3 separate regions of the Mus musculus genome follow, and regions 1 and 2 are each linked to region 3. The links are chromatin loops, found by intact Hi-C in ENCODE. Cell type or tissue: heart. All regions are shown on one strand. Links, peaks and the distances in the headings refer to the core of each region. The heading gives the core; the rest is flanking DNA. Region 1 holds the start of Gm29998 (predicted gene, 29998). Region 2 holds the start of Lipo2 (lipase, member O2). Region 3 holds the start of Lipo3 (lipase, member O3).

Evidence for each region. Hi-C counts contacts between places; a loop is a spot of excess contacts. Peaks named below come from ENCODE experiments on the same cell type or tissue, not always from the same donor. Only the 100,000 strongest peaks of a DNase experiment are listed, where the experiment ranks them.
Region 1: it touches region 3 in a loop (7-fold over the local background); 8 of 42 quality-filtered maps call a loop at or near these places.
Region 2: it touches region 3 in a loop (10-fold over the local background); 2 of 42 quality-filtered maps call a loop at or near these places.

Annotation. Positions count from the first base shown.
Region 1 is chr19:33,382,838-33,393,598 of GRCm38, forward strand. It overlaps Gm29998 (predicted gene, 29998), which reads left to right and starts at 8,964. Exons shown (of 4, transcript NR_166828.1): 1 at 8,964-9,732. It also overlaps the pseudogene Rnls. In heart, for the core only: no CTCF peak of the experiment used is centred there; no DNase peak of the experiment used is centred there; H3K4me3 peaks cover 307 bases; H3K27ac peaks cover 274 bases.
Region 2 is chr19:33,756,658-33,767,418 of GRCm38, forward strand. Lipo2 (lipase, member O2) reads right to left here and starts at 5,294. Exons shown (of 11, transcript NM_001322338.1): 1 at 4,941-5,294; 2 at 3,236-3,377. In heart, for the core only: no CTCF peak of the experiment used is centred there; a DNase peak (open chromatin) is centred at 4,774; H3K4me3 peaks cover 263 bases.
Region 3 is chr19:33,584,252-33,595,012 of GRCm38, forward strand. Lipo3 (lipase, member O3) reads right to left here and starts at 6,060. Exons shown (of 11, transcript NM_001013770.4): 1 at 5,640-6,060; 2 at 3,950-4,092; 3 at 619-724. The coding sequence starts at 717. In heart, for the core only: no CTCF peak of the experiment used is centred there; a DNase peak (open chromatin) is centred at 5,520; H3K4me3 peaks cover 433 bases; H3K27ac peaks cover 329 bases.

The DNA.
Region 1 (10,761 bases), core at 919-8,918, 200 kb before region 3:
TTTATTAGTTCTCTCTAAATCAACTGAGCTCATATGAACTCATTGAGATTGAGGCAGCATGCACAGGACCTACACAGGTTTGTACCAGGTCATTGGTGTGTGTGGGGGGGGTGGGTGTGGGTGTGGGTGTACATATTTGGGTATGTACACACCCACACCCAACCCCACACACACACATAAAATCTTTTGGCTTAATGTAATTTATAAAACTCCCGAGTATCTGAATCTGAATATATTATATTGGAAGATAATCTATTTTCAATAAAAGGGGAAATATGCATTAGCTCTCTGTTCTGGCTGGTTTTGTGTATCAACCTGACACAAGCTGGAGTTATCACAGAGAAAGGAGCCTCCCTTGAGGAAATGCCTCCATGAGATCCAGCTGTAAAGCATTTTCTCAATTAGTGATCAAGGGTGGGAGAGGATCCACTGTGGGTGGTGCCATCCCTGGGCTTGTAGTCCTGGGTTGTGGGTTCTTTAAGAAAGCAAGCTGAGCAGGCCAGGGTAAGCAATCCAGTAAGCAGCACCCCTCCATGGCCTCTGCATCGGCTCCTGCCTACAAGTTCCTGCCCTGTGTGAGTTCTTGTCCTTACTTCCTTTGGTGATGAACAGCAATGTGGAAGGGTAAGCTGAATAAACTCTTTCCTCCCCAACTTGCTTCTTGGTCACGATGTTTTTGCAGGAATACAAACCCTGACTAAGACACTCTCCTAGTTATATTTTCATTGCTGTAAAAAGACAGCATGACCAGGCAATTTATAAACGAAAGCATTTAATTGAGAGGGGGCATGTTTATAGTTTCAGAGAGTGAGTATATGCTTATCATGGTGGGAATTATGGCAGCAGGCAGTCAGGTATAGTACTGGAGACGTAGCTGAGAGCTTACATGTTGAGACAACCAAGATGCAGCGGGAAGGACTAATTGAGGATGGTGTGGGCTCTGAAACTTAAGCCCATCTCCAGTGACCCACACCCTCCAACAAGGCCACACCTCCTAATCCCATTCAAGCAGCTCTACTAACTGGGGAAGCATTTAAACACAAGAGCCTATATGAGGGTCATTTGCATTCAAGCCACCACATTAGTCAACCATTTGTAACGTATTATACTAATGTATTTCAGAATTTAAAGAGAAAGAGCTCAGTCTGTTAAACCATGATCTAAAACACAAGCATGTGACTAGGAAGCTTGTCAGCTTTGCAGAACAAATGTGCATACACTTCAGCAAATGTACTTGAAATTGATTATCACTAGTAACACCTAAGAATGGCCCCTTAACCAATTTTAAAACATGCCTATAGGGCAGATTAAGTCCTCATTAAGGATCAGAACTAAGAGAATCACTGACTACGTTTTCATCCTTCTTCCTTTCTTGGAATGCACCACAAAATTATTATAATCATTTCCCTAATTGTTTATGTTACATACCATTTAATTTTAGAGCCACTAGTATTCTGAACAACCACTTTGTTTCTATGTTTAGCACATGTCATGGTTAACACTGATTGGTTTTTTTGTTATTGTTATTGTTGTTGTTTTTGTTTTGGTTTTTGGTTTTTCGAGACAGGGTTTCCCTGTGTAGCCCTGGCTGTCCTGGAACTCACTTTGTAGACCAGGCTGGCTGGCCTCGAACTCAGAAATCCACCTGATTCTGCCTCCCAAGTGCTGGGATTAAAGGTGTGTGCCACCACCACCCAGCTACACTCATTGTTAAATTGGTAGTATCTCTAGTAACCTAGGACCCCAAGCCTCTGAGCATGTTTTTAAAAATTTTACCTACATGACATTAATTGAGGCAGGGTGACTATACTTAATGTAGGTGGCACCATTTCCTAGGCTAGGATTCCAAACTGCATAAAAAGGAAATCCTGCTGAGCATCAGAATTCATTGTCTGCTTCCTAACTGCAGATGCAGCATGGCCAGTTACACAGGCTCCTGCTGCCAGGATTCCCCACCATGATGGACTGTACTTCTGAACAGCCAAAATTAACCCATTCTCTCTTAAGTTGCCTTGCCAGGGCATCTTTACACAGCAACAGGTAAAGTAACAACAACAGAATATAAAATACAAGTTACAGTGCTCGAAATGACTTGATTTTGGTCATTATTTGGTTAAGAGAATAAATCATATACCAGAAACTCAAAGAAATTCCACTTGGATTATTAATTCTTAGTACACTAAAATCTCAAATTTCAGGTTTTGTGAAGACTTTTAGAAACAAATCTGGGGCTGGAAAGATGGCTCAGTATGAGGACAGGAGTTTGAAACCCCTGAATCCATGTAAATGCAGGGAAGGGAATAATGTCCTGTCTAAAATTCCAGTCCTCAGAAGGCACAGACAGGAAATCCTGGGGAAAAGCTGGCCAGGAAACTAGGAAACAAGAAATTAGCTATACCCCAAACCATGAACTCTCTGGCCCAATCAGTATGTACTGAGTAGCTGAGGAAGACTTCGGGTGTCAGCTTCAAGACTACACATGCTAATATGTACACCCTCTACATATACCTACACACATGCAAACATGCATACATACAGAGATGTGTACCATACTCTTATACACCAGAAAAAAAGGATTTTTTTTCCAGTCTTGGATATGTGAAAAGATCACAACACAATGGTAAAGATCAAAAGCACAGGGAAGTCAGTATCCATCCTCACGGAGACATTTCACCTTCCCAGTTGCTAAGACTCCAGCATAAGTCCAGCTTCCCTGTGCAGTTCCAATTCTGCAGAAGCCCAGCTCAAATCTGATTCTCTCTGCCTATGATGTCCTTCAGCATCATTATCTTTGGCCCTCATTTGACATCAATCCAAAATATCTGGATGCCTTGCTGTGTCCTAGCTACCCACTAGTATTTTCCCATCTCCATGCCAGGCAGGGAATTCCACATACCTCATGTCTTTCATTGTCCCTTGAAGAATGCGTCACTACAGTAAGCAACTAAATGTTGTAAGTCAAATGTGAAGTTAGAGGGCACTTGGTGCCAACTGGGTCAAGGATCAATCTCTGCTCGAAGCAGCATCATTCCTTTCAAACCGGAAGACAAGGGGTATGTTCCATAGCCCCATAAACTGAAAACTCCAGAGCTTACAATTTATCAGCCAGATTTATGATAGTAAATCTTCAACCCCCAATATGCCCACACAGAGAACTCAAAGCGCAACTGATATTGATACTGCTGCACACCTAGATTGGACAAATGTGCCCTACGTTATTTAATCATCTAACAAATCCCCAGTTACTTATGGCTCCTGGGACCACATGGTTCTGGTTCATCATCCTCTCCTACAGGTTCCATCTCGTCTCTCCAGTCTTTGTCTTGTCTCTCTGTCTCTCTGTACCCTCTCTACAACTTTCAGCTTTGCCTTCTTTTCCACTGTCCAAGCACAGGCTCTAGCCTTATCTGACTAAGATTTTACCTGACCTCACCTGTACACAGGCACCCCTTTTGAGGGGGACAGAAAAAACAGACAGCAGTCCACAACACCTCTGCTTTGGGAAGGCACAAATAATGTTCAATTTTATTCTTTACCCACCATTATTTACCCAACAGAACATCACTGCTGAGCTTCTGAGTTATCTGGAATGTCTTGTTCTGCTTACCTTCTGTATTCTATGCTATAATCCAGACCACAATTAAAGCAACTAATTCTACTTTGATTACATTTTTCCTATAAATAATCCTTTGAAATGAGAATTGTTGCTGGTTTCTCTCTGTCACTGTCTCTTTCTCTGTCTCTTCTTCCCTCCTGACATCCCCACTGTGCGTGCGTGCGTGCGTGCGTGCGTGCGTGCGTGCGTGCGTGCGTGTGTGTGTGTGTGTGTGTGTGTGTGTGTGTGTGTTCGTAAAGGGGATTAAAATCAACTAGCCTATAAATCTCTGCCTGCCTCAGCTAAAGTTCTTGGACATCAGTTCTGATGGTCTCAAGGTTTTCTGTAAGTTGACCATCAGAAGTTTTGTAGGTGTAGACTGCAGAGTGAACTTTTAATTTCTCAGATGTGCTTAGCTGTGTCTACTTGATGGCTCTAGTTCCTGTTCTCTTGAACTCTAATCACTTGGCTCCTGCTCTAATTCACACTTGTTCACTTTTAAAGTATCCGTGAAATGTCATTTTTCTCTGAGGTATTTTCCCTGACATATCTTTTCAGCTCACCTCTTTGAAATCTGTGCCACATTAGGTATTTTTGCCAAATATCCGTTCATGATACTCACACCCTTCTTAGCATTTATTGTATGAATTTTTATTAAAGGTAAAGTTTAATGTCTCTCTACCCAACCAGTACACTGTATATTAACAGGAAGGAATTATGTCTTTACTTTCTAGTTTCTCAAGGTGATCCTTTTCCTATTCAATTAAGAGAGGATAAGAATACACCACGAAGTAGTTCAATCCAAGTCTAAGTTAGTAAACTAATGCGTTTAATTAGGGTAATTTTAAAAGGATGGGAAACATACAGGTAGCTACAGTAACCACTTAAACATCCTCAGGGATGCTTCATAATGTCTTTAACCTCAGTTCCATGAGGAACTGTTACTGAGAACAGCCTTGTGAGTGTCTTGGGCAAGTAATCTTATCTTGCTAACATTTTGAGAGACTAATCATCCAAGTCATGTCCAGAAGACAGAATTCTGCAACATTCTGTGCATGCTATTTAATGAGAATTTTTAATTTTACACACAGCTATATAGATAGAAGACTAACAGGGATTAGACATTTTATAAAGGTAAATGTGTTTCTATTATATTGTTATTACAGTTCATTCCCAGCTTCCTTCCAGTGTTTTGTGTGTGTGTGTGTGTGTGTAGTACAGACATACCTATCTGTGTTTAAGCATGTGGAGGCCAGAAAGAGGAGTCTATCAGATGTTCTTTACCCAATGTTTTGAGGAAAGTTTTCACTGAATGTGAAGCTGGCCATTTCAGCTAGATTGACTGTCAAACTACTGAGATCTCCCTGCCTCTGCTTGGGGTACAGGCACTTGCTGCCACACCCAGCCTTTGTGTGGGCTCTGGGGATTTAAATGTAGGTCATCTTGCTTTCACAGCAAGCCTCTTACCCACTAAGCCATGTCCCTATCCAGTTTCCTCTATTTTAAGGAGGAAAATAGAAGCAAATTTTTCTTGTACCATTTCTCACAGATTGCATTTTAGCAGCACCTGGAAATGTTTTGATGAGACCTGAAGACATAGGAAAGAAATTTAAATGTACTGATTAAAGTGTGTAGAGATTGAAGGAAAGACCATCCAGAGACTGCCCCACCTGGGGATCCATCCCACATACAGTCACCAAACCCAGATACTATTTTGGATGCCAACAAGTGCTTGCTGACAGGAGCCTGATATAGCTGTCTCCTGAGAGGCCCTGCCAGAGCCTGACAAATACAGAGTAGGATGCTTGCAGCCAACCATTGCACTGAGTGCAGGGTCCCCAATGGAGGAGTTAGAGAAGGGACTGAAGGAGCTCAAGGGGTTTGCAGCCCCATAGGAAGAACAACAATATCAACCAACAAGACCCCCCCCCCCAGAGCTCCCAGGGACTAAGCCACCAAGGAGTACACATGGAGGGACCCATGGCTCCAGATGCATTTGTAGCAGAGGATGGTCTTGTTGGACAATGGGAAGAGAGGCCCTTGGTCCTAAGAAGGCTCAATGCCCTAATGTAGGGGAATGCCAGGACAGGGAAGCGGGAGTGGGTTGGTTGGTGAGCAGGGGGAGGGGGAATGGGGTAGAGGATTTTCAGAGGGGAAACCAGGAAAGAGAATAACATTTGAAATGTAAATAAAGAAAATATCAAAGAAAAAAAGAACAAACAAAGAAAAAAAAAGGGAAATTCATCTATAGTTTGTATGCTACTTTCCAGCATCCCTGAAAGAACATTGTACGGGATAAATACATGTCATAATTAGTCAGCAGGGAGAACTGTGAGAGAGAACTACACAGGCTTACTTTCCTCATATCAGGGTTAGAAAAAAGTAAACATATGGACAGGAAAGAGAATGGTAAATGTAAATACTACTGTGCAAAAGCAGTTAGATAGTTGTTTCTGCAAAAGAAACAAACTATTGTTTTTTAAAAGAAGCCCTATCTCAAGAAAGCAAACAAACAAAGCAAAACAGTTAGTAAGTGATAGCTACAGTCCTTTTGTTACTCTCAATTATCCCACACTAGTAAGTAACAATGACAAATGAGAAAACAACACAAAACAAAACAAAACAAAACAAAACAGAACAGTAGAAAGTCAGAGCTGTGAGATTTTTTTTTCAGTGTTTTAAGTTGGAAATTTGAGGTGCAGACACTGAAGATTAACTATGTTGACATCCCCATTGCTTTCACTATGTGTATAAACAAAATATACCTCTGATTATGAAGTAATTAAATGCTTTAAACAATAAAAATGGTCAAATATAAACAACAGCAACAACAAAAAGCAAAAACAAAATGCCTCCATAAAAACAAGCTATAGGGCATATTCTTAATTATTGATTGCTGGAGGGATAGCCCAGCCCATTGCAGGTGGTATGATATCCATGTGAGGAACATAATCATTCACTACCAATGAGTTGGTCTTTAAGAGAAGCACAATCTATTGGATTCAATACATCCTACTGTTATGCCAAGGAGAGGGATAGAAAAGTGCGTTTGTATACTCAGAAACACAGACATCTTCCCAATCTTCAAAATAGAAATGTACACAAGAAAGTTGAATAAATGATTACACACACATACTATCCTATTTTGGATATCATTAAAGAAAAGAAAGCAAGTTAAATTTGTTGATTAAAAACATGCCAAAGATATGAAACAGAAAGATACTGAATAGTTTCTATAATAATCCCCTTTGCTCATATTTTAAGGAAATGAATATAAACAAATGAATAGTAATTAGTGACAGAGCTTTGTTTTCATGCATAGGAAAACCAAAATTTGTAAAAGTGCACACACTCAAAACTGAGGTCAGGGTTATTTGGAGGAAGGAAAGGCTGACTGAGAGTTTAACTATTTTCATAATCTATACGATACCAGCATTTAACCCACAACTTTTATCCTAAGAGACAGAGAAAATCCATTTCCCACCTGACTTTTTCAAGTAGTACTTGATAACTGAAGAAAATCCTTGAGGTGCCACAAAGTTGCAATCTCCTTCCTTCCCTTTCATTCCTTCAATGGGGGATGTCAGAGGCTTCAAAATTCCATGAGCTAACAGTTCCTCATAAAAACTGAAATAATCATTAAATGTAAATGTATAGTTTAATTAGCTCTACAACTGTCTTGCTTTATCTAACCATTTGACATTAAACATCAAATCACACTATAAATCCTCATATAATTAAGCAGTGGATATGATTTTAAACAAAACTTGAAGAACAGAAATGCTTCAAGAATATGTAAATCTGCTGATGTTAGCCAACTCCTACTTCACTCTATAAACAAGAAAAGTACATAGAAAAGTATTATATGCCTCATTTTAAATGTGCTTAGAAACTGCCCCACCTGGGGATCCATCCCATAAACAACCACCAAACCCAGACACTATTGCAGATGCCAACAAGAGCTTGCTGAAAGGAGCCTGATATAGCTGTCTCCTGAGAGGCTCTGCCAGTGCCTGACTAATACAGAAGTGGAACACAGGGTCCCCAATGAAGGAGCTAGAGAAAGTACCCAAGGAGCTGAAGGGGTTTGCAGCCCCTTAGCAAGAACAACAATGTGAACTAACCAGTAACTCCAAAGCTAACTGGGACTAAACCACCAAAGAAAACACACGGAGGGACTCGTGGCTCTAGCTGCATATATAGCAGAGGATGGCCTAGTCGCTCATCAATGGGAGGAAAGGCCCTTGGTCCTGTAAAGGTTCTATGCCCTAGTATAGGGGAATGCCTGGGCCAGGAACCAGGAGTGGGTGAGTTGGGGAGCAGGGGAATGGGGGAGGATAGCAGACTTTTGGAGGGGAAACTAGGAAAGGGAATAACATTTGAAATGTAAATAAAGAAAATACTTAATAAAAAAATAAGGAAAATACTGACTGTCATTACTATCTGCCATCTTCCACACCAGCAACTAACTACATGTTATTGAGGGTCCCTTTTTATTGTTCCATATACAATTTCATCCAACCTTCATAAGGACAATACGAACATGTCATTGTCATAAGAGGCAAAGTTTAAAATGTTTTAGAATGGATGATCTGTATCATTTTACACCACATATGTATCTACTAAAACTTGTGGTGACTAACTTACTTTTGGTGCTCTTTGACATAATGAGGAGAGCAGGTGATGTACTGAGCTCCCAAGTCAGCTGTGCATCGGGGATTATGAGGACTGCTGGCAGTAATCATTCTTCCCCCTTAAAATAATTCATAAGCAACTGTCAGTCATAAATGAACTTCTTGAAATTGTACAAGTCACCCTAGCTTGGTTGCTTTATTGTCTTTGTCCAAATACATTAAACTCATTAAGGTAAGCTAAAGACTTTATATCGCTCATTATCTTGGTTATTTGGTCCTGTTTTTTTTGTTTTGTTTTTTGTTTTGTTGTTGTTGTTGTTTGGTTTTGTTTTTAATTTGAGGAAATAACTCATGAAACTCATGAATAATACAGCATTGCTTTACAATGTCATTAGTACAAATTGTGTTAATCTGAACAAATGAACGAATTAATGGATGACTAAAACTAAACGGATGGAACGCCACAAGGAGTAAAAAAAACGTTCCTCAGTCAGGATGTACAAGAAGGCCTCTTATTCTAGACGTCTGGGAAGTCTTGGTCGAGGTGGATTTGGGGATCTGCATCCTGGAGAAAGCTTCAATGATAGAGAGCAGCTTAGCCCACAGGGCTCCGGTGGGCGGATGCTTGCGGGTCACAAGCTTCCCTGGGCAGGGCTCTGTGCACCGCCTCTGGGCAGGGCTCCGGGTCCAGTCCTCTCTACACCAGAAGCGGCTTTTGGGCGGCAGCAGCCTCCAGTCACGTGACAGCTCTCACACGGAGAGCGCTCAGCCGCGGCGTCTGCGCCGGAGAAGCCCCCACTGACTGGGATTTTCTCTCAGAGCGACTGGGTGGCCCGCCTACTTCACCGAGGAGAGGCCTGTTACGCTCTGGCTGTCCTAACAACTCACCTATATCCCCACCCTTGTCTCACAGGCCGAGGTACAGGGGGGCGGTTATTTCCTTCCTCAGCAGCGCGGCACACAGACTTCCGGTTAGCCCAGCGCCCACGACCAGTACCCGGGACATGGCGGCTGCCCTTCGGCTAGGCCGCTGACAGAGACGCGGAGCCTCGCCGTCCCACTCTACCACTGTGTCCCCGCGTGGGTCAGGCAGGGCGGTGCCCTGCGCGAGACGTCTGCTCCTGAGAGCGCGGAGAACCCACAGGGGTGACTGAGGCCCCGGCGACTTTCTGCCCAGGCCTCCACCGGGCAGCTTGGTTACCCGGTGAGCCCCAATCCCATCGTCCCCTGGAGGATAAATCAGGAAGTCACCGCCAGTTGGCCTCTTGAGGATGACTGAAGTGAGGGAGAGGAGTCAGCAGCAAAGCCACAGCCAGATTTCTTCTGTGGTTTTATAGGCCTCTTCAGGTGACAGAGGGTTTTGAAATCAGAGACTTTTTTTTTTTTAATCATTGTTACACCACCTCAGAGACTATAAATTATGTGTCCTTCCTGACATTGGCTCCTCAGTGACTGCAAAATGTGGAAAATAATACCTCCTTTCCAAAGTTGTGAAGAATACAGGTACTTGGTTCACCAGAAAATTTTGTCTCACTTACCATGTCCACAAATACAAACTTCTGTGTCAAAATGGGATCACTGTGAATGAAGGAATATTCTGTAAAGTAGAATCTGTCACTACCATGGCCCTGGCATCAACTTTGCCCTAAGAAGTTCTCAATTAAAAAAAAAAAAAAAAAGCAATGAAAAATAGGAACCATTAAAAATAATTACCTGAAAAATGCTATGGAACCTTGACAATAGTATCCAATAATAAAAACAGTTAAAAGTCAAGTTTTGCTTAATGTGTTCTGATGACAAAAATTCCTGTCATCAAATTTTTGTTTGATCAGTTTTTTTTAATCTAAGAAAAGAACTTGAAGAAAATGTGGGTGAACATAGATACCCTAAGAATACTTGTAAGCTTAGCAGTAAAAGAACAGGAAAAGCATTGAATGCAAAATGATTCGAAGCTGTTTTTAGAGTTGTTCAGTTTACATGAGTATGTGGACTTTCTGTTGCTTTTGTTATTGAAGTCAAGTTGTAGTCCTTGGTGATCTGATAGAACGTGTGGGATTAATGCAATCTCCTTGTATCTGTTGAGGCTTGTTTTTTGTTCAAATATATGGTCAATTTTGGAGAAGTTTACACGAGGTGTTGAGAAGAGGGTTTATTTTTTGGTTTGGGGATGAAATGTTCTGTAGATATCTGTTAAATCCATTTGATTCATAACTTCGGTTAGTTTCATTGTGTCTGTTTAGTTTCTGTTTTAATGATCTGCCTATTGTTGGAAGTTGGTTATTGAAGTCCCCCACTATTATTGTGTGAAGTTCAATGTGTGTTTGAGCTTTAGTCAAGTTTCTTTTACAAATGTGGGTGACCTTTCATTTGGGGCATAGATGTTCAGCCTTGAGACTTCATCTTGGTGAATTTTTCCTTTGATGAGTATAAAGTGTCCTTCTCCATATATTTTGATTAATTTTGGTTGAAAGTCTATTTTATTGGATATTAGAATGGTGACTCCAGCTTGTTTCTTAGGACCCTTTGGCTTAG
Region 2 (10,761 bases), core at 1,666-9,665, 170 kb after region 3:
CAATATGTACTTACTGATAAGTGGATATTAGCCCCAAACCTAGGATTCCCAAGATATAAGGTACAATTTGCTAAACACATGAAACTCAAGAAGAATGAAGACTGAAGTGTGGACACTATGCCCCTCCTTATAATTGGGAACAAAACACCCATGGAAGGAGTTACAGAGACAAAGTTTGGAGCTGAGATGAAAGGATGGACCATGTAGAGACTGCCATATCCAGGGATCCACCCCATAATCAGCATCCAAACGCTGACACCATTGCATACCCTAGCAAGATTTTATCGAAAGGACCCAGATGTAGCTATCTCTTGTGAGACTATGCCAGGGCCTAGCAAACACAGGAGTGGATGCTCACAGTCAGCTAATGGTTGGATCACAGGGCTCCCAATGGAGGAGCTAGAGAAAGAACCCAAGGAGCTAAAGGGATCTGCAACCCTATAGGTGGAACAACATTATGAACTAACCAGTACCCCGTAGCTCTTGACTCTAGCTGCATATGTATTAAAAGATGGCCTAGTCGGCCATCACTGGAAAGAGAGGCCCATTGGACACGCAAACTTTATATGCCCCAGTACAGGGGAACGCCAGGGCCAAAAAGGGGGAGTGGGCAGGTAGGGGAGTGGGGGTGGGTGGGTATGGGGGACTTTTGGTATAGCATTGGAAATGTAAATGAGCTAAATACCTAATAAAAAATGGAAAAAAAATAAAGTGCTATTTGAGCACACAGTTTTAATAATCACAAATTTGTCACTTTAGATGAACCCCATAGATAGTGTCCCTGTTCCTATTCCAAGCACAGGATATGGCTTCTTGTCTTTCTTTCATTTTACTTTATTTTATTTTATTGTTCAATTCCTTAATATCAAGATACCAAGTAAGCTGAGAGAAAGGCAGTGGGGAAGGAGGGGGGTATTATTCAAATAATCTTAGTAATGAAGTCAGTGTTGTAAATGTCAACCTTCATGTTGCCCACTGTCTAAATACTGTCTAAATAACATCTTAATAACATCTTGATGCTTTAATACTGAACCTAAAGCAATACAATTCATAATCATACTCACTGTTACCAAATATAATTATTTTTATTTCTTTTAGTCCAAATGAAATTTTAATTTTCCTTTTTCCATCCTGCTCACTATAAATATAGCACGAGTGTATATTTTGTATGACCTTTTTTATAAGTGAACAGTGCCTACTTCAACCATGAACTTGGATGCTTGTCAAATCAGATGTCAAATGTTGCAAAGCTCTCACAAGTGACATGGTTTCTTAGTTCTGAGCCTATCACCTGCCAATACCCTATTTCTCCACATCTTTATCCTTAGTGTGAAAACTGAAGCTCTCTTTAGATTTTAAGCTGGACAACAACTCACCAGGCTGTATTTTCCTTAAAACAGTCGTTGTAACCATATTTTCTTACTGAATCCTTTGAAAGCTGCTATCTATAGAATTACAAAATGAGTCAAAATATTGATTACAATAGTAAACAATGCCACTTTAAAGACATTTTCCCCTATAACTGACTTAAGAGCAAAATGTGTATATATTTGGCATATGATAGCTTCAGAACATAAAAATGATAAAGCATGAATAGCAAAGATGTTTTAAAACAACCAAGGACACATAAAATTTCAATAGAAAAAAAACCAAGCCTCTATCAAGAAAAGATATGAAAACATCTGCAAGTCCATATTCACACTACATGAGAATAAACTGGAATAATATCTTGGGAACATAATATTCATTGTATAGAAAAATTGATATAAAAATTTGTTCCTTTAGAAATTTCTATCCTGATATTCCCAGAAAAAAGTCTGGCATATTGATAGCAGGAAATGCATATGGTACTACTTGAATGTGACTTGTATTCCAGGGTCTATTGCTGGTAGGTTGATAATTCAGAGTTAAAGTATAAACACAGTGGAATCTTTGCAAGTGGAACCTAGTTGGAATTACTATGTCAGGAGGACCTCACCATTAAATGGATCCATGCTGTATCTCTGAAGTAGGTCAGGTATGGGTGGAAGTGATGATTCCAAAGGACATTTTGTTATAAAAAAAAAAAAAAAAAAGCAAAAAGGACATCTGGCTTGTCTCTATCACTTGTTTTCTAGATATCTGTGTGGCCCCCTTCTGCACATACTTCTTACTGTGTTATGTTGCCTGGCATTTTGCAGCCTCTAGAACTGAGCACCCACCATTTTTCTAAAATCTACAGAAGACTCAGCCACATGGACCCATTTTACAATGCATCCACTGTGTGGTATTTTCTTTCAGACTCAGAAATTGGGCAAGATCATTGTTCAAATCTATTCTAAATAAATATTCTTTCTTACAGAAAATATGTTATTACGAAAAAGCAAGGCAAGCCAAAACAAAACAGAACAGTAGAAAGTCAGAGCTGTGAGATATTTTCTTTTTAGTGTTTTAAGTTGGAAATTTTGAGGTTCAGACAGAGAAGATTAACTATGTTCACATCCCCATTGCTTTCACTATGTGTATAAACAAAATATATCTCTGATTACAAAGTAATTAAAAGCTTTAAACAATAAAAATGGAAAAATATAAACAACAACAACAACAAGCAAAAACAAAATGTCTCCATAAAAAACAGTTATAGGGCATAATCTTAATTATTGATTGATGGGTGGAGAGCCCAGCCCATTGCAGGTGGTATGATATCCATGTGAGGAACATAGTCATTCGCTACCAATGAGTTGGTCTTTAAGAGAAGCACAATCTATTGGATTCAATCCATCCTACTGTTATGCCAAGGAGAGGGATAGAAAAGTGCGTTTGTATACTCAGAAACACAGACATCTTCCCAATCCTCAAAATAGAAATGTACACAAGAAAGTTGAATAAATGATTATACACACATACTATAATATTATGGATATCATTACAGAAAAGAAAGCAAATTAAATTTATTGACATAAAAACATGCCAAAGATATGAAACAAAAAGATACTGAATAGTTTCTATAATAATCCCCTTTGCTCATATTTTAACAAAATGAATATAAACAAATTGATAATAATTAGTAACAGAGCTTTGTTTTCATGCATAGGAAAACCAAAATTTGTAAAAGTGCACACACTCAAAACTGAGGTCAGGGTTATTTGGAGGAAGGAAAGGCTGACTGAGAGTTTAACTATTTTCATAATCTATACGATACCAGCATTTAACCCACAACTTTTATCCTAAGAGACAGAGAAAATCCATTTCCCACCTGACTTTTTCAAGTAGTACTTGATAACTGAAGAAAATCCTTGAGGTGCCACAAGTTGCAATCTCCTTCCTTCCCTTTCATTCCTTCAATGGGGGATGTCAGAGGCTTCAAAATTCCATGAGCTAACAGTTCCTCATAAAAACTGAAATAATCATTAAATGTAAATGTATAGTTTAATTAGCTCTACAACTGTCTTGCTTTATCTAACCATTTGACATTAAAAATCAAATCACACTATAAATCCTCATATGATTAACTCAGTGGATATGATTTTAAACAAAACTCAAAGAACAGAAATGCTTCAAGAATGTAAATCTGCTGACGTTAGCCAAGTCCTACTTCACTCTATAAACAAGAAAAGTACATAGAAAAGTATTATATGCCTCATTTTAAATGTGTTTAGAAACTGTCCCACCTGGGGATCCATCCCATAAACAAACACCAAACCCAGACACTATTGCAGATGCCAACAAGAGCTTGCTGACAGGAGACTGATATAGCTGTCTCCTGAGAGGCTCTGTCAGTGCCTGACTAATACAGAAGTTGATGCTCACTGTCATCCATTAGACAGAGCACAGGGTTTCCAATGAGGATAGCGGACTTTTGGAGGGGAAACTTGGAACGGGGATAACATTTGAAATGTAAATAAAGAAAATACCTAATTAAAAAAAATAAAGAAAATACTGACTTTCATTACTACCTGCCATCTTCCACATCAGCAACTAACTACATGTTATTGGGCTCCCTTTTTCTTGTTCCATATACAATCTCATCCAACTTTCATAAGGACAATATAAACATGTCATTGTCATAAGAGGCAAAGTTTAAAATGTTTTACAATGGATGATTTGTGTCATTTTACACCATATATGTATCTACTAAAACTTGTGGTGACTAACTTACTTTTGGTGCTCTTTGACATAATGAGAGCAGGTGATGTACTGAGCTACCCAGTCAGCTGTGCATTGGGGACTATGAGGACTGTTGGCACTAGTCATTCATAAGCAGCTGTCAGCCATAAATGAACTTCTTGAAATTATACAACTCACCCTAGCTTGGTTGCTTTATTTATTATTGTCTTTGTCCAAAAACATTAAACTCATTAAAGTAGCTAAAGACTTTATATCGCTCATTGTCCCGGGTATTTGGTCCTGTTTTTGCTTTTGTTTTTAATTTGAAGAAACTCATGAATAATACAGAATTGCTTTACAATTAGTCATTAGTACATATTGTGTTAATCTGAAAAAATGAACGACGTAATGAATGACTAAAACTAAATGGATGGAACGCCACAATGAATATAAAAGGTTATTCAGTCAGGATGTACAAGAAGGCCTCTTATTCTAGATGACTAGAAAGTCTTAGTCCAGGTGGATTTGGGGATCTGCATCCTGGAGAAAGCTTCGATGGTACAGAGGAGCTTAGCCCACAGGGTTGTTGCTTGCAGGGCACAAGCCTCCCTGGGCAGGGCTCTGTGCACCACCTTCCGGGTCAGGGCTCCCGGACCAGTCCTCTCTGCCCCAGAGGCCGCCTCCCAGAGCAGCAGCCTCCAGTCACGTGACAGCTCTCACACGGAGAGCGCTCAGCAGCGGCGTCTGCACCGGAGAAGCCCCCACTGACTGGGCTTTTCTCTCAGAGCGACTGGGTGGCCCGCCTACTTCACCAAGGAGAGGCCTGTCACCCTCTGGTTATCCTAACAACTCACCTGTGTCCCCACCCTTGTCTCACAGGCCGAGGTACAGGGGGGCGGTTGTTTCCTTCCTCAGCAGCGCGGCACACAGACTTCCGGTTAGCCCGGCGCCCACAACCAGTACCCGGGACATGGCGGCGGGCCTTCAGCTAGGCCGCTGACAGAGGCGCGGAGCCTCGCCGTCCCACTCTACCACTGTGTCCCCGCCTGGGTCAGGCAGGGCGGTGCCCTGCGCGGGACGTCTGCTCCTGAGAGCGCGGAGAACCCCGCAGGGGTGACTGAGGCCCAGGGGACGTTCTGCCCAGGCCTCCACCGAGCAGCTTACTTACTGGGCGAGCCCCAATCCCATCGTCCCCTGGAGGATAAATCAGGAAGTCACCGCCAGTTGGCCTCTTGAGGATGACTGAAGTGAGTGAGAGGAGTCAGCAGCAAAGCCGCAGCTGGATTTCTTTTGGGGTTTTATAGGCCACTTCAGGTGACAGAGGGTTTTGAAATCAGAGAGACATTTCTGTCGTTGTTATACAGCCTCAGAGACTACAAATTATGTGTCCTTCCTGACATTGGCTCCTCAGTGACCGCAAAATATGGAAAATAATACCTCCTTTCCAAAGTTGTGAAGAATGCAGGTACTTGGTTCACCAGAAAATTTTGTCTCACTTACCATGTCCACAAATACCAACTTCTGTGTCAAAATGGGATCACTATGATCGAAGGAATATTCTGTGAAATGGAATCTGCCATGACCATTGCCCTGTCATCAACTTTGTCCTAAGAAGTTAAAAAAAAAAAAATGAAAAATAGGAACCATTAAAAAACCTGCAAACCGATCTTGGTCCGAGACCCGCCGAACTTAGGAAATTAGTCTGAACAGGTGAGAGGGTGCGCCAGAGAACCTGACAGCTTCTGGAACAGGCAGAAGCACAGAGGGGCTGAGGCAGCACCCTGTGTGGGCCGGGGACAGCCGGCCACCTTCCGGACCGGAGGACAGGTGCCCGCCCGGCTGGGGAGGCGACCTAAGCCACAGCAGCAGCGGTCGCCATCTTGGTCCGGGACCCGCCGAACTTAGGAAATTAGTCTGAACAGGTGAGAGGGTGCGCCAGAGAACCTGACAGCTTCTGGAACAGGCAGAAGCACAGAGGCGCTGAGGCAGCACCCTGTGTGGGCCGGGGACAGCCGGCCACCTTCCGGACCGGAGGACAGGTGCCCACCCGGCTGGGGAGGCGGCCTAAGCCACAGCAGCAGCAGCGGTCGCCATCTTGGTCCCGGGACTCCAAGGAACTTAGGAATTTAGTCTGCTTAGGTGAGAGTCTGTACCACCTGGGAACTGCCAAAGCAACACAGTGTCTGAGAAAGGTCCTGTTTTGGGCCTTCTTCTTCGGCCAGGAGGAGGTCCAAATACAAGATATCTGCGCACCTTCCCTGTAAGAGAGCTTGCCAGCAGAGAGTGCTCTGAGCACTGAAACTCAGAGGAGAGAATCTGTCTCCCAGGTCTGCTGATAGACGGTAACAGAATCACCAGAAGAACAATCTCTAAACAGAGTCAACTATAACTACTAACTCCAGAGATTACCAGATGGCGAAAGGTAAACGGAGGAATCTTACTAACAGGAACCAAGACCACTCACCATCACCAGAACCCAGCACACCCACTTCGCCCAGTCCAGGGAACCCCAACACACCTGAGAACCTAGACCTAGATTTAAAAGCATATCTCATGATGATGGTAGAGGACATCAAGAAGGACTTTAATAAATCACTTAAAGAAATACAGGAGAACACTGCTAAAGAGTTACAAGTCCTTAAAGAAAAACAGGAAAACACAATCAAACAGGTAGAAGTCCTTACAGAAAAAGAGGAAAAAACATACAAACAGGTGATGGAAATGAACAAAACCATACTAGACCTAAAAAGGGAAGTAGACACAATAAAGAAAACTCAAAGCGAGGCAACACTAGAGATAGAAACCCTAGGAAAGAAATCTGGAACCATAGATTTGAGCATCAGCAACAGAATACAAGAGATGGAAGAGAGAATCTCAGGTGCAGAAGATTCCATAGAGAACATCGGCACAACAATCAAAGAAAATGGAAAATGCAAAAAGATCCTAACTCAAAATATCCAGGAAATCCAGGACACAATAAGAAGACCAAACGTACGGATAATAGGAGTGGATGAGAATGAAGATTTTCAACTCAAAGGTCCAGCAAACATCTTCAACAAAATTATTGAAGAAAACTTCCCAAATCTAAAGAATGAGATGCATATGAACATACAAGAAGCCTACAGAACTCCAAATAGACTGGACCAGAAAAGAAATTCCTCCCGACACATAATAATCAGAACATCAAATGCACTAAATAAAGATAGAATACTAAAAGCAGTAAGGGAAAAAGGTCAAGTAACATATAAAGGCAAGCCTATCAGAATTACACCAGATTTTTCACCAGAGACTATGAAAGCCAGAAGAGCCTGGACAGATGTTATACAGACACTAAGAGAACACAAACTGCAGCCCAGGCTACTATACCCAGCCAAACTCTCAATTATCATAGAGGGAGAAACCAAAGTATTCCACGACAAAACCAAATTCACGCATTATCTCTCCACGAATCCAGCCCTTCAAAGGATAATAACAGAAAAAAACCAATACAAGAACGGGAACAACGCCCTAGAAAAAACAAGAAGGTAATCCCTCAACAAACCTAAAAGAAGACAGCCACAAGAACAGAATGCCACCTTTAACAACTAAAATAACAGGAAGCAACAATTACTTTTCCTTAATATCTCTTAACATCAATGGTCTCAACTCGCCAATAAAAAGACATAGACTAACAAACTGGCTACACAAACAAGACCCAACATTTTGCTGCTTACAGGAAACTCATCTCAGAGAAAAAGATAGACACTACCTCAGAATGAAAGGCTGGAAAACAATTTTCCAAGCAAATGGTATGAAGAAACAAGCAGGAGTAGCCATCCTAATATCTGATAAGATTGACTTCCAACCCAAAGTCATCAAAAAAGACAAGGAGGGACACTTCATTCTCATCAAAGGTAAAATCCTCCAAGAGGAACTCTCAATTCTGAATATCTATGCTCCAAATACAAGAGCAGCCACATTCACTAAAGAAACTTTAGTAAAGCTCAAAGCACACATTGCGCCTCACACAATAATAGTGGGAGACTTCAACACACCACTTTCACCAATGGACAGATCATGGAAACAGAAACTAAACAGGGACACACTGAAACTAACAGAAGTGATGAAACAAATGGATCTGACAGATATCTACAGAACATTTTATCCTAAAACAAAAGGATATACCTTCTTCTCAGCACCTCATGGTACCTTCTCCAAAATTGACCACATAATAGGTCACAAATCAGGCCTCAACAGATTCAAAAATATTGAAATTGTCCCATGTATCCTATCAGATCACCATGCACTAAGGCTGATCTTCAATAACAAAATAAATAACAGAAAGCCAACATTCACATGGAAACTGAACAACACTCTTCTCAATGATACCTTGGTCAAGGAAGGAATAAAGAAAGAAATTAAAGACTTTTTAGAGTTTAATGAAAATGAAGCCACAACATACCCAAACCTTTGGGACACAATGAAAGCATTTCTAAGAGGGAAACTCATAGCTATGAGTGCCTTCAAGAAAAAACGGGAGAGAGCACATACTAGCAGCTTGACAACACATCTAAAAGCTCTAGAAAAAAAGGAAGCAAATTCACCCAAGAGGAGTAGACGGCAGGAAATAATCAAACTCAGGGGTGAAATCAACCAAGTGGAAACAAGAAGAATTATTCAAAGAATTAACCAAACGAGGAGTTGGTTCTTTGAGAAAATCAACAAGATAGATAAACCCTTAGCTAGACTCACTAAAGGGCACAGGGACAAAATCCTAATTAACAAAATCAGAAATGAAAAGGGAGACATAACAACAGATCCTGAAGAAATCCAAAACACCATCAGATCCTTCTACAAAAGGCTATACTCAACAAAACTGGAAAACCTGGACGAAATGGACAAATTTCTGGACAGATACCAGGTACCAAAGTTGAATCAGGATCAAGTTGACCTTCTAAACAGTCCCATATCCCCTAAAGAAATAGAAGCAGTTATTAATAGTCTCCCAGCCAAAAAAAGCCCAGGACCAGACGGGTTTAGTGCAGAGTTCTATCAGACCTTCAAAGAAGATCTAACTCCAGTTCTGCACAAACTTTTTCACAAGATAGAAGTAGAAGGTATTCTACCCAACTCATTTTATGAAGCCACTATTACTCTGATACCTAAACCACAGAAAGATCCAACAAAGATAGAGAACTTCAGACCAATTTCTCTTATGAACATCGATGCAAAAATTCTTAATAAAATTCTAGCTAACCGAATCCAAGAACACATTAAAGCAATCATCCATCCTGACCAAGTAGGTTTTATTCCAGGGATGCAGGGATGGTTTAATATACGAAAATCCATCAATGTAATCCATTATATAAACAAACTCAAAGACAAAAACCACATGATCATCTCGTTAGATGCAGAAAAAGCATTTGACAAGATCCAACACCCATTCATGATAAAAGTTCTGGAAAGATCAGGAATTCAAGGCCAATACCTAAACATGATAAAAGCAATCTACAGCAAACCAGTAGCCAACATCAAAGTAAATGGAGAGAAGCTGGAAGCAATCCCACTAAAATCAGGGACTAGACAAGGCTGCCCACTTTCTCCCTACCTTTTCAACATAGTACTTGAAGTATTAGCCAGAGCAATTCGACAACAAAAGGAGATCAAGGGGATACAAATTGGAAAAGAGGAAGTCAAAATATCACTTTTTGCAGATGATATGATAGTATATATAAGTGACCCTAAAAATTCCAACAGAGAACTCCTAAACCTGATAAACAGCTTCGGTGAAGTAGCTGGATATAAAATTAACTCAAACAAGTCAATGGCCTTTCTCTACACAAAGAATAAACAGGCTGAGAAAGAAATTAGGGAAACAACACCCTTCTCATTAGCCACAAATAATATAAAATATCTCGGCGTGACTCTAACGAAGGAAGTGAAAGATCTGTATGATAAAAACTTCAAGTCCCTGAAGAAAGAAATTAAAGAAGATCTCAGAAGATGGAAAGATCTCCCATGCTCATGGATTGGCAGGACCAACATTGTAAAAATGGCTATCTTGCCAAAAGCAATCTACAGATTCAATGCAATCCCCATTAAAATTCCAAATCAATTCTTCAACGAATTAGAAGGAGCAATTTGCAAATTCATCTGGAATAACAAAAAACCTAGGATAGCAAAAACTCTTCTCAAGGATAAAAGAACCTCTGGTGGAATCACCATGCCTGACCTAAAGCTTTACTACAGAGCAATTGTGATAAAAACTGCATGGTACTGGTATAGAGACAGACAAGTGGACCAATGGAATAGAATTGAAGACCCAGAAATGAACCCACACACCTATGGTCACTTGATCTTCGACAAGGGAGCCAAAACCATCCAGTGGAAGAAAGACAGCATTTTCAACAATTGGTGCTGGCACAACTGGTTGTTATCATGTAGAAGAATGCGAATCGATCCATACTTATCTCCTTGTACTAAGGTCAAATCTAAGTGGATCAAGGAACTTCACATAAAACCAGAGACACTGAAACTTATAGAGGAGAAAGTGGGGAAAAGCCTTGAAGATATGGGCACAGGGGAAAAATTCCTGAACAGAACAGCAATGGCTTGTGCTGTAAGATCGAGAATTGACAAATGGGACCTAATGAAACTCCGAAGTTTCTGCAAGGCAAAAGACACTGTCTATAAGAC
Region 3 (10,761 bases), core at 1,270-9,269:
TTCAGTGAGAGGCCCACATTGGAATCCAGCTGAATGGGAGGTCCAGGGGTCTAACATTGTTACTGATGCTGTGGTGTGCTTGCCCACAGGATCCTAGGATGGCTTCCCTGTGAGAGGCCCAACAAGAAGCTGAAAGAGCCAGATGCAAATAGCAGTGTCCAACCAATGGACTTGACAGAAGCCGGGGACCGGTGTTGTTGAGTTGGGGAAAAGCTGGAAGAAACAGAAGAGGAGGGCGGGCCCCATGGGAACACCAGAAGCCTAAAGTGATCTGAACCCTGGAGATTGCTTCAACACTGAGACACCACCAGCAAACACCAGCTGATATGAAGTCTCCTACAAATATACAGCAGAGGTTTGCCTGGTCTGGCCTCAGTGAGAGAAGATGTAGCTAACTCTCCAGAGACTTGAGCTTCCAGGGAGTAGGGATATCTTCTGGGGTGGGGTGGATGCATAAGGTGGGGAGTGGAGAAATACTCTTAGAGATGGGGCAGAGGGAGGAGGTATCAGATGGGGAGCTGTCAGGGGTATCTGTAATTCTGGGTTGAGGATCAAGTCTGGACTGTAGAAAATAATTAAAGAATTAAAAATAAATAAATTAAAAACAGAATAGCTTACAACATTCATGTGAGCTTCAGGATTCTTCTTTGGTCCAAATAAACAAAATATTTTACCAAGTACATGAATAAGGCACATTGTTCTCAGCAGCCAGAGCATTTTAAACCTGCAGGGAAATAGTTATTTTCATGAAGGAGCAAAAGACATGGTAGTATGTATCTCAGTTTATTGCATTTACATTGTGTCCTTATGTAACATTCCTTCAGTGAAAATTTTCATATTATATAATAAGAACCTTAGATGAACTCAAAAACTTTAAAATGAATACTCACAGCAGAAATCTATGGGACAAAGAACAGCTTAGATATAATTAACGATCTGCCTAGATATAATGAAAATTGATAATATGTTTTATGAAAGCTATCTTTCTGTCCCTCAGGTTTTTTAAAAACAAGATAATTCTAACTAATTTGCTGATAGATCCTCACTGATAATATTTTGACATTTACCCTAAAGGACTTAGATTAGTATATAATTCATTGGCTAATGATTTAAAGAACTTACTTATTCAAAGGCCTTTACATTATTTGCATCAGAGTGAGGATAGGAGGAAAGGTTAAAAAATGATAGCAGAGATGAATGAAAAACCAGGAGAATGGATTTCCACATGTTAAAGATATGTGTTCCAAGGCATCCTGTGTAGCCACCACACCTTTTCTTGCCTATTTTTATAACTCTGTGTAGCACATGTATTCCACCACTATTCTTTGAAGTTTTAAAATATGTGCTTTAAACAAAACACAACCAGGAGCCACAAACATCTCTTTTCTATCCACTATAAGTATTATTTTAAAGTGCTATTTGAGCACACAGTTTTAATAATCACAACTTTGTCACTTTAGATGAACCCCACAGATAGTGTCCCTGTTCCTGTTCCAAGCACAGGATATGGCTTCTTGTCTTTCTTTCATTTTACTTTATTTTATTTTATTGTTCAATTCCCTAATATCAAGATACCAAGTAAGCTGAGAGAAAGGCAGTGGGGAGGGGGGGGGTTATTCAAATAATCTTAGTAATGAAGTCAGTGTTGTAAATGTCAACCATCATGTTGCCCACTGTCTAAATACTGTCTAAATAACATCTTAATAACATCTTGCGGCTTTAATACTGATCCTAAAGTAATACAATTCATAATCATACTCACCGTTAACAAATATAATTATTTTTATTTCTTTTAGTCCAGATGAAATTTTAATTTTCCCTTTTCCATCCTGCTCATTATAAATATATAAATATACCACGAGTGTATTTTTTGTATGACCTTTCTTATAACTGAACTGTGCCTACTTCAACCATGAACTTGGATGCTTGTCAAATCAGATGTCAAATGTTGCAAAGCTCTCACAAGTAATGTGGTTTCTTAGTTCTGAGCCTATCACCTACCAATACCCTATTTCTCCACATCTTTATCCTTAGTGTGAAGACTGAAGCTCTCTTTAGATTTTAAGCTGGACAACAAATCACCAGGCTGTATTTTCCTCAAAACAGTCGTTGTAACCATATTTTCTTACTGAATACTTTGAAAGCTGCTATCTATAGAATTACAAAATGAGTCAAAGTATTGATTACAATAGTAAACAATGCCACTTTAAAGACATTTTCCCCTATACGTGACTTAAGAGCAAAATGTGTATATATTTGGCATATGATAGCTTCAGAACATAAAAATGATAAAGCATGAATAGCAAAGATGTTTTAAAACAACCAAGGACACATAAAATTTCAATAGAAAAAAAAAACCAAGTCTCTATCAAGAAACGATATGAAAACATCTGCAAGTCCATATTCACACTACATGAGAATAAACTGGAATAATACCTTGGGAACATAATATTCATTATATAGAAAAATTGATATAAAAATTTGTTCCTTCAGAAATTTCTATACTGATATTCCCAGAAAAAAGTCTGGCATATTGATAGCAGGAAATGCATATGGTACTACTTGAATGTGACTTGTATTCCAGGGTCTATTGCTGGTAGGTTGATAATTCAGAGTTAAAGTATAAACACAGTGGAATCTTTGCAAGTGGAACCTAGTTGGAATTACCATGTCAGGAGGACCAAACCATTAAATGGATCCATGCTGTATCTCTGAAGTAGGTCAGGTATGGGTGGAAGTGATGATTCCAAAGGACATTTTGTTATAAAAAAAAAATAGCAAAAAGGACATCTGGCTTATCTCTATCACTTGTTTTCTAGATGTCTGTGTGGCCCCCTTCTGCACACACTTCTTACTGTGTTATGTTGCCTGGCATTTTGCAGCCTCTAGAACTGAGCACCCACCATTTTTCTAAAATGTACAGAAGACTCAGCCACATGGACCCATTTTACAATGCATCCACTGCATGGTGTTTTCTTTCAGACTCAGAAATTGGGCAAGATCACTGTTCAAATCTATTCTAAATAAATATTCTTTCTTACAGAAAATATGTTAATCCCTATTACAAAAAAGCAAGGCAAGACAAAACAAAACAGAACAGTAGAAAATCAGAGCTGTGAGATATTTTCGTTTTTTAGTGTTTTAAGTTGGAAATTTTGAGGTGCAGGCACAGAAGATTAACTATGTTGACATCCCCATTGCTTTCACTATGTGTATAAACAAAATATATCTCTGATTATGAAGTAATTAAAAGCTTTAAACAATAAAAATGGAAAAATATAAACAACAACAACAACAAAAAGCCAAAACAAAATGCCTCCATAAAAAAAACAGTTATAGAGCATAATCTTAATTATTGATTGATGGAGGGAGAGCCCAGCCCATTGCAGGTGGTATGATATCAATGTGAGGAACATAATCATTCACTACCAATGAGTTTGTCTTTAAGAGAAGCACAATCTATTGGATTCAATCCATCCTACTGTTATGCCAAGGTGAGGGATAGAAAAGTGCTTTTTATACTCAGAAACACAGACATCTTCCCAATCCTCAAAATAGAAATGTACACAAGAAAGTTGAATAAATGATTACACACACACACTATACTATTATGGATATCATTAAAGAAAAGAAAGCACATTAAATTTGTTGATTAAAAACATGCCAAAGATATGAAACAAAAAGATACTGAATAGTTTCTATAATAATCCCCTTTGCTCATATTTTAAGGAAATGAATATAAACAAATGAATAGTAATTAGTGACAGAGCTTTGTTTTCATGCATAGGAAAACCAAAATTTGTAAAAGTGCACACACTCAAAACTGAGGTCAGGGTTATTTGGAGGAAGGAAAGGCTGACTGAGAGTTTAACTATTTTCATAATCTATACGATACCAGCATTTAACCCACAACTTTTATCCTAAGAGACAGAGAAAATCCATTTCCCACCTGATTTTTTCAAGTAGTACTTGATAACTGAAGAAAATCCTTGAGGTGCCACAAAGTTGCAATCTCCTTCCTTCCCTTTCATTCCTTCAATGGGGGATGTCAGAGGCTTCAAAATTCCATGAGCTAACAGTTCCTCATAAAAACTGAAATAATCATTAAATGTAAATGTATAGTTTAATTAGCTCTACAACTGTCTTGCTTTATCTAACCATTTGACTTTAAAAATCAAATCACACTATAAATCCTCATATGATTAACTCAGTGGATATGATTTTAAACAAAACTCGAAGAACAGAAATGCTTCAAGAATCTGTAAATCTGCTGACGTTAGCCAACTCCTACTTCTCTCTATAAACAAGAAAAGTACATAGAAAAGTATTATATGCCTCATTTTAAATGTGTTTAGAAACTGTCCCACCTGGGGATCCATCCCATAAACAAACACCAAACCCAGACACTATTGCAGATGCCAACAAGAGCTTGCTGACAGGAGACTGATACAGCTGTCTCCTGAGAGGCTCTTTCAGTGCCTGACTAATACAGAAGTTGATGCTCACTGTCATCCATTAGACAGAGCACAGGGTTCCCAATGAGGATAGCGGACTTTTGGAGGGGAAACTTGGAACGGGGATAACATTTGAAATATAAATAAAGAAAATACCTAATTAAAAAAATATAAAAAAAATACTGACTTTCATTACTACATGCCATCTTCCACATCAGCAACTAACTACATGTTATTGGGCTCCCTTTTTCTTGTTCCATATACAATCTCATCCAACTTTCATAAGGACAATATAAACATGTCATTGTCATAAGAGGCAAAGTTTAAAATGTTTTACAATGGATGATTTGTGTCATTTTACACCATATATGTATCTACTAAAACTTGTGGTGACTAACTTACTTTTGGTGCTCTTTGACATAATGAGAGCAGGTGATGTACTGAGCTACCAGTTAACTGTGCATTTGGGACCATGAGGACTGTTGGCACTAGTCATTCATAAGCAACTGTCAGCCATAAATGAACTTCTTGAAATTATACAACTCACCCTAGCTTGGTTGCTTTATTTATTATTGTCTTTGTCCAAAAACATTAAACTCATTAAAGTAGCTAAAGACTTTATATCGCTCATTGTCCCGGGTATTTGGTCCTGTTTTTGCTTTTGTTTTTAATTTGAAGAAACTCATGAATAATACAGCATTGCTTTACAATTAGTCATTAGTACATATTGTGTTAATCTGAAAAAATGAACGAAGTAATGAATGACTAAAACTAAATGGATGGAACGCCACAATGAATATAAAAGGTTATTCAGTCAGGATGTACAAGAAGGCCTCTTATTCTAGATGACTAGAAAGTCTTAGTCCAGGTGGATTTGGGGATCTGCATCCTGGAGAAAGCTTCGATGGTACAGAGCAGCTTAGCCCACAGGGCTCCCATGGGCTGATGCTTGCCAGGCACAAGCCTCCCTGGGCAGGGCTCCGGGTCCAGTCCTCTCTGCACCAGAAGCCGCCTCCCCGGAGCAGCAGCCTCCAGTCACGTGACAGCTCTCACAAGGAGAGCGCGCAGAGGCGGTCCTCCCCGGAGAAGCCCCCACTGACTGGGCTTTTCTCTCAGAGCGACTGGGTGGCCCGCCTACTTCACCAAGGAGAGGCCTGTCACCCTCTGGTTGTCCTAACAACTCACCTGTGTCCCCACCCTTGTCTCACAGGCCGAGGTACAGGGGGGCGGTTGTTTCCTTCCTCAGCAGCGCGGCACACAGACTTCCGGTTAGCCCGGCGCCCACAACCAGTACCCGGGACATGGCGGCGGGCCTTCAGCTAGGCCGCTGACAGAGGCGCGGAGCCTCGCCGTCCCACTCTACCACTGTGTCCCCGCCTGGGTCAGGCAGGGCGGTGCCCTGCGCGGGACGTCTGCTCCTGAGAGCGCGGAGAACCCCGCAGGGGTGACTGAGGCCCAGGGGACGTTCTGCCCAGGCCTCCACCGAGCAGCTTACTTACTGGGCGAGCCCCAATCCCATCGTCCCCTGGAGGATAAATCAGGAAGTCACCGCCAGTTGGCCTCTTGAGGATGACTGAAGTGAGTGAGAGGAGTCAGCAGCAAAGCCGCAGCTGGATTTCTTTTGGGGTTTTATAGGCCACTTCAGGTGACAGAGGGTTTTGAAATCAGAGAGACATTTCTGTCGTTGTTATACAGCCTGAGAGACTACAAATTATGTGTCCTTCCTGACATTGGCTCCTCAGTGACCGCAAAATGTGGAAAATAATACCTCCTTTCCAAAGTTGTGAAGAATGCAGGTACTTGGTTCACCAGAAAATTTTGTCTCACTTACCATGTCCACAAATACCAACTTCTGTGTCAAAATGGGATCACTATGAACGAAGGAATATTCTGTGAAATGGAATCTGCCATGACCATTGCCCTGTCATCAACTTTGTCCTAAGAAGTTAAAAAAAAAAAAAAATGAAAAATAGGAACCATTAAAAAACCTGCAAACCTAAAAGTTCAGCCTCTATCTCCCTTCCCAGCTATTGTCTATATAGCAACTCTTTCTTACCAATTAAAGCCAGCTGGAGGCAGTGACTCTCAGTGTCATAAAGTGCTGCTTTTGGGAGAGAATTAAGACAAAGTATTAGAACCAATTGCCAATTGTACTCCCTAGTGATTAAGCATTCAACTATATGATCTTAAAGATGTCATTCTTATTAAAACTACCACGTGTGCTTAAATCTTCTAAACTGCATATTTTTCAAAGCACATACTCTGATAATAAACATGAAATGTTTTCAGTCTCCTTACTACTGGCTATAGAGATATTGATTACAGTGCTATTAAATCTACAATGTTTTAAAAATCACACATTTTCAAGTCAAATTAATAACTCCAACATGAAAGAGATAGAGCCAAGTGATATTATTCCCTGTTCTAGAGTGAGACTTGTTTTGATCTTTGTTTGTTTCTGAGTTTTACTGAATTACTTAATATCAGGACTTCAATTTAGTAAAGAAAAAATAAATCTTTTAGTAGAAAATAGTTTGTGAAATAGAGGTTAAATTTCAATGGAAAGTCATGGCTTAAGGACTAGATACAATAATTATGAATATAATAATGATATATTGAAATGAAAAAGCTTTATGATACCAAGATACCATACTCACTATCAGCAATGTAAATTACTTAGGCCTTCTGGACTATCAACGGCATTGTAATTCTTATTCTCTTCTATTCCCTGTAAAATTTGTATGACTGTATTCAGTGGTTGCATTTGCAATAAACTTTAACATTTGTCCACTAAAAAAGTCAAACATTACAAAGCTCAAAGTTCGACCAAAGAACTCCTCCAGCTGATAAACAACTTGACCAAAGTGGCTGAATATAAAATTAACTTAAATCAGTAGCTTTCCTCTACTCAAAGGATAGACAGTTTGAGAAAGAAATTAGGGAAATGCCACCCTTCACAATAGTCACGAATAATATAAATATCATAGTGTGACTCTAACCAAGAACGTGAAATATCTATATGAAAAGAACTTCAAGTCTTTGAAGAAAGAAACTGAAGAAGACCTCAGAATATGTAAAGATCTTCCATGATCATGGGTCAGCAAGATTAACATAGTAAAAATGACAATATTACCAAAAGCAATCTGCAGGTTCAATGCAATCCCCATCAAAATTCAAACTTAATTCTTCATAGAGATAGAGCAATTCTCAAATTCATTTGTAACAACAACAACAGAAAACAGCATAGATAAAACTATTCTCAACAATAAGAGAACTTCTGGAGGAATCACCATCCCTGACCTCAAGCTCTGCTACAGAGCAATAGTAATAAAAACCACATGGTATTGGTACAGAGGCAGATAGGTAGATCAGTGGAATAGAAGTGAAGACCCAGAAATGAACCCAAACCCTATGGTCACTTGATCTTTGACAAAGAAGCTTTAACCATCCAGTGGGGAAAAAAAGTACAGCGTATTCAACAAGTGGTGCTGACACAACTGGTGGTCTGCATGTAGAAGAATTCAAATTGACCCATTCTTATCTCCTTGTGCAAAGCTAAAGTCCAAGTGGATCAAGGACCTCCACATAAAAAACAGATACACTGAATCTATTAAAAGAGAAATTGGGGAAAAGCTTTGAACACATGGGCACAGGAGAAAATTTCATGACTAGAACACCATGGTCCGGGCTCTAAGATTAGCTATAGAAAAATGGGATCTCACAAGCCCCTTCCGCTCCACTCGAGCCCCAGGCTACCTTGCCAGCGGAGTCTCGCCCAACACCTGCAAGGGCCCACACAGGACTCCCCACGGGATCCTAAGACCCCTGGTGAGTGAAACACAGCGCCTGCCCCAATCCAATGATGCAGAACCTGAGACTGCCTTACATGGGGAAGCAGGCTACCCGGGCCTGATCTGGGGCACAAGCCCCTTCTGCTCCACTCGAGCCCCGGGCTACCTTGCCAGCAGAGTCTTGCCCAACACCTGCAAGGGCCCACAAAGGACTCCCCACGGGATCCTAAGACCTCTGTTGAGTGGAACACAGCGCCTGCTCCAATCCAATGATGCAGAACCTGAGACTGCCTTACATGGGGAAGCAGGCTACCCGGGCCTGACCTGGGGCACAAGCCCCTTCCGCTCCACTCGAGCCCCGGGCTACCTTGCCAGAGGAGTCGCCTGACACCCGCAAGGGCCCACACAGGATTCCACACGGGATCCTAAGACCTCTAGTGAGTGGAACACAACTTCTGAAAGGAGTCTGGTTCGAACACCAGATATCTGGGTACCTTCCCTGCAAGAAGAGAGCTTGCCTGCAGAGAATACTCTGCCCACTGAAACTAAGGAGAGTGCTACCCTCCAGGTCTGCTTATAGAGGCTAACAGAATCACCTCAAGAACAAGCTCTTAACAGTGACAACTAAAACAGCTAGCTTCAGAGATTACCAGATGGCGAAAGGCAAACGTAAGAATCCTATTAACAGAAATCAAGACCACTCACCATCATCAGAACACAGCACTCCCACCCCACCTAGTCCTGGGCACCCCAACACAACCGAAAATCTACACACAGATTTAAAAACATTTCTCATGATGATGATAGAGGACATCAAGAAGGACTTTCATAAGTCACTTAAAGAATTACAGGAGAGCACTGCTAAAGAGTTACAGACCCTTAAAGAAAAGCAGGAAAACACAGCCAAACAGGTAGAAGTCATTAAAGAAAAACAGGAAAACACATCCAAACAGGTAATGGAAATGAACAAAACCATACTAGAACTAAAAACGGAAGTAGACACAATAAAGAAAACCCAAAGCGAGGCAACGCTGGAGATAGAAACCCTAGGAAAAAGATCTGGAACCATAGATGCGAGCATCAGCAACAGAATACAAGAAATGGAAGAAAGAATCTCAGATGCAGAAGATTCCATAGAGAACATCGACACAACAGTCAAAGAAAATACAAAATGTAAAAGGATCCTAACTCAAAACATCCAGGTAATCCAGGACACAATGAGAAGACCAAACCTACGGATAATAGGAATTGATGAGAATGAAGATTTTCAACTTAAAGGGCCAGCTAATATCTTCAAGAAAATAATAGAAGAAAACTTCCCAAACATAAAGAAAGAGATGCCCATGATCATACAAGAAGCCTACAGAACTCCAAATAGACTGGACCAGAAAAGAAATTCCTCCCGACACATAATAATCAGAACAACAAATGCACTAAATAAAGATAGAATATTAAAAGCAGTAAGGGAGAAAGGTCAAGTAACATATAAAGGAAGGCCGATCAGAATTACACCAGACTTTTCACCAGAGACTATGAAAGCCAGAAGAGCCTGGACAGATGTTATACAGACACTAAGAGAACACAAATGCCAGCCCAGGCTACTATACCTGGCCAAACTCTCAATTACCATAGATGGAGAAACCAAAGTATTCCACAACAAAACCAAATTCACACAATATCTTTCCACGAATCCAGCCCTTCAAAGGATAATAACAGAAAAGAAGCAATACAAAGACGGAAATCACGCCCTAGAACAAGCAAGAAAGTAATCACTCAACAAACCAAAAAGAAGACAGCCACAAGAACAGAATGCCAACTCTAACAACAAAAATAATAGGAAGCAACAATTACTTTTCCTTAATATCTCTTAATATCAATGGACTCAATTCCCCAATAAAAAGACATAGACTAACAGACTGGCTACACAAACAGGACCCAACATTCTGCTGCTTACAGGAAACCCATCTCAGGGAAAAAGACAGACACTACCTCAGAGTGAAAGGCTGGAAAACAATTTTCCAAGCAAATGGACTGAAGAAACAAGCTGGAGTAGCCATTTTAATATCGGATAAAATCGACTTCCAACCCAAAGTTATCAAAAAAGACAAGGAGGGACACTTCATACTCATCAAAGGTAAAATCCTCCAAGAGGAACTCTCAATTCTGAATATCTACGCACCAAATGCAAGGGCAGCCACATTCATTAAAGACACTTTAGTAAAGCTCAAAGCACACATTGCACCTCACACAATAATAGTGGGAGACTTCAACACACCACTTTCATCAATGGACAGATCATGGAAACAGAAACTAAACAGGGACACAGTGAAACTAACAGAAGTTAAGAAACAAATGGAGGCCTAAGCCACAGCAGCAGCGGTCGCCATCTTGGTCCGGGACCCGCCGAACTTAGGAAATTAGTCTGAACAGGTGAGAGGGTGCGCCAGAGAACCTGACAGCTTCTGGAACAGGCGGAAGCACATAGGCGCTGAGGCAGCACCCTGTGTGGGTCGGGG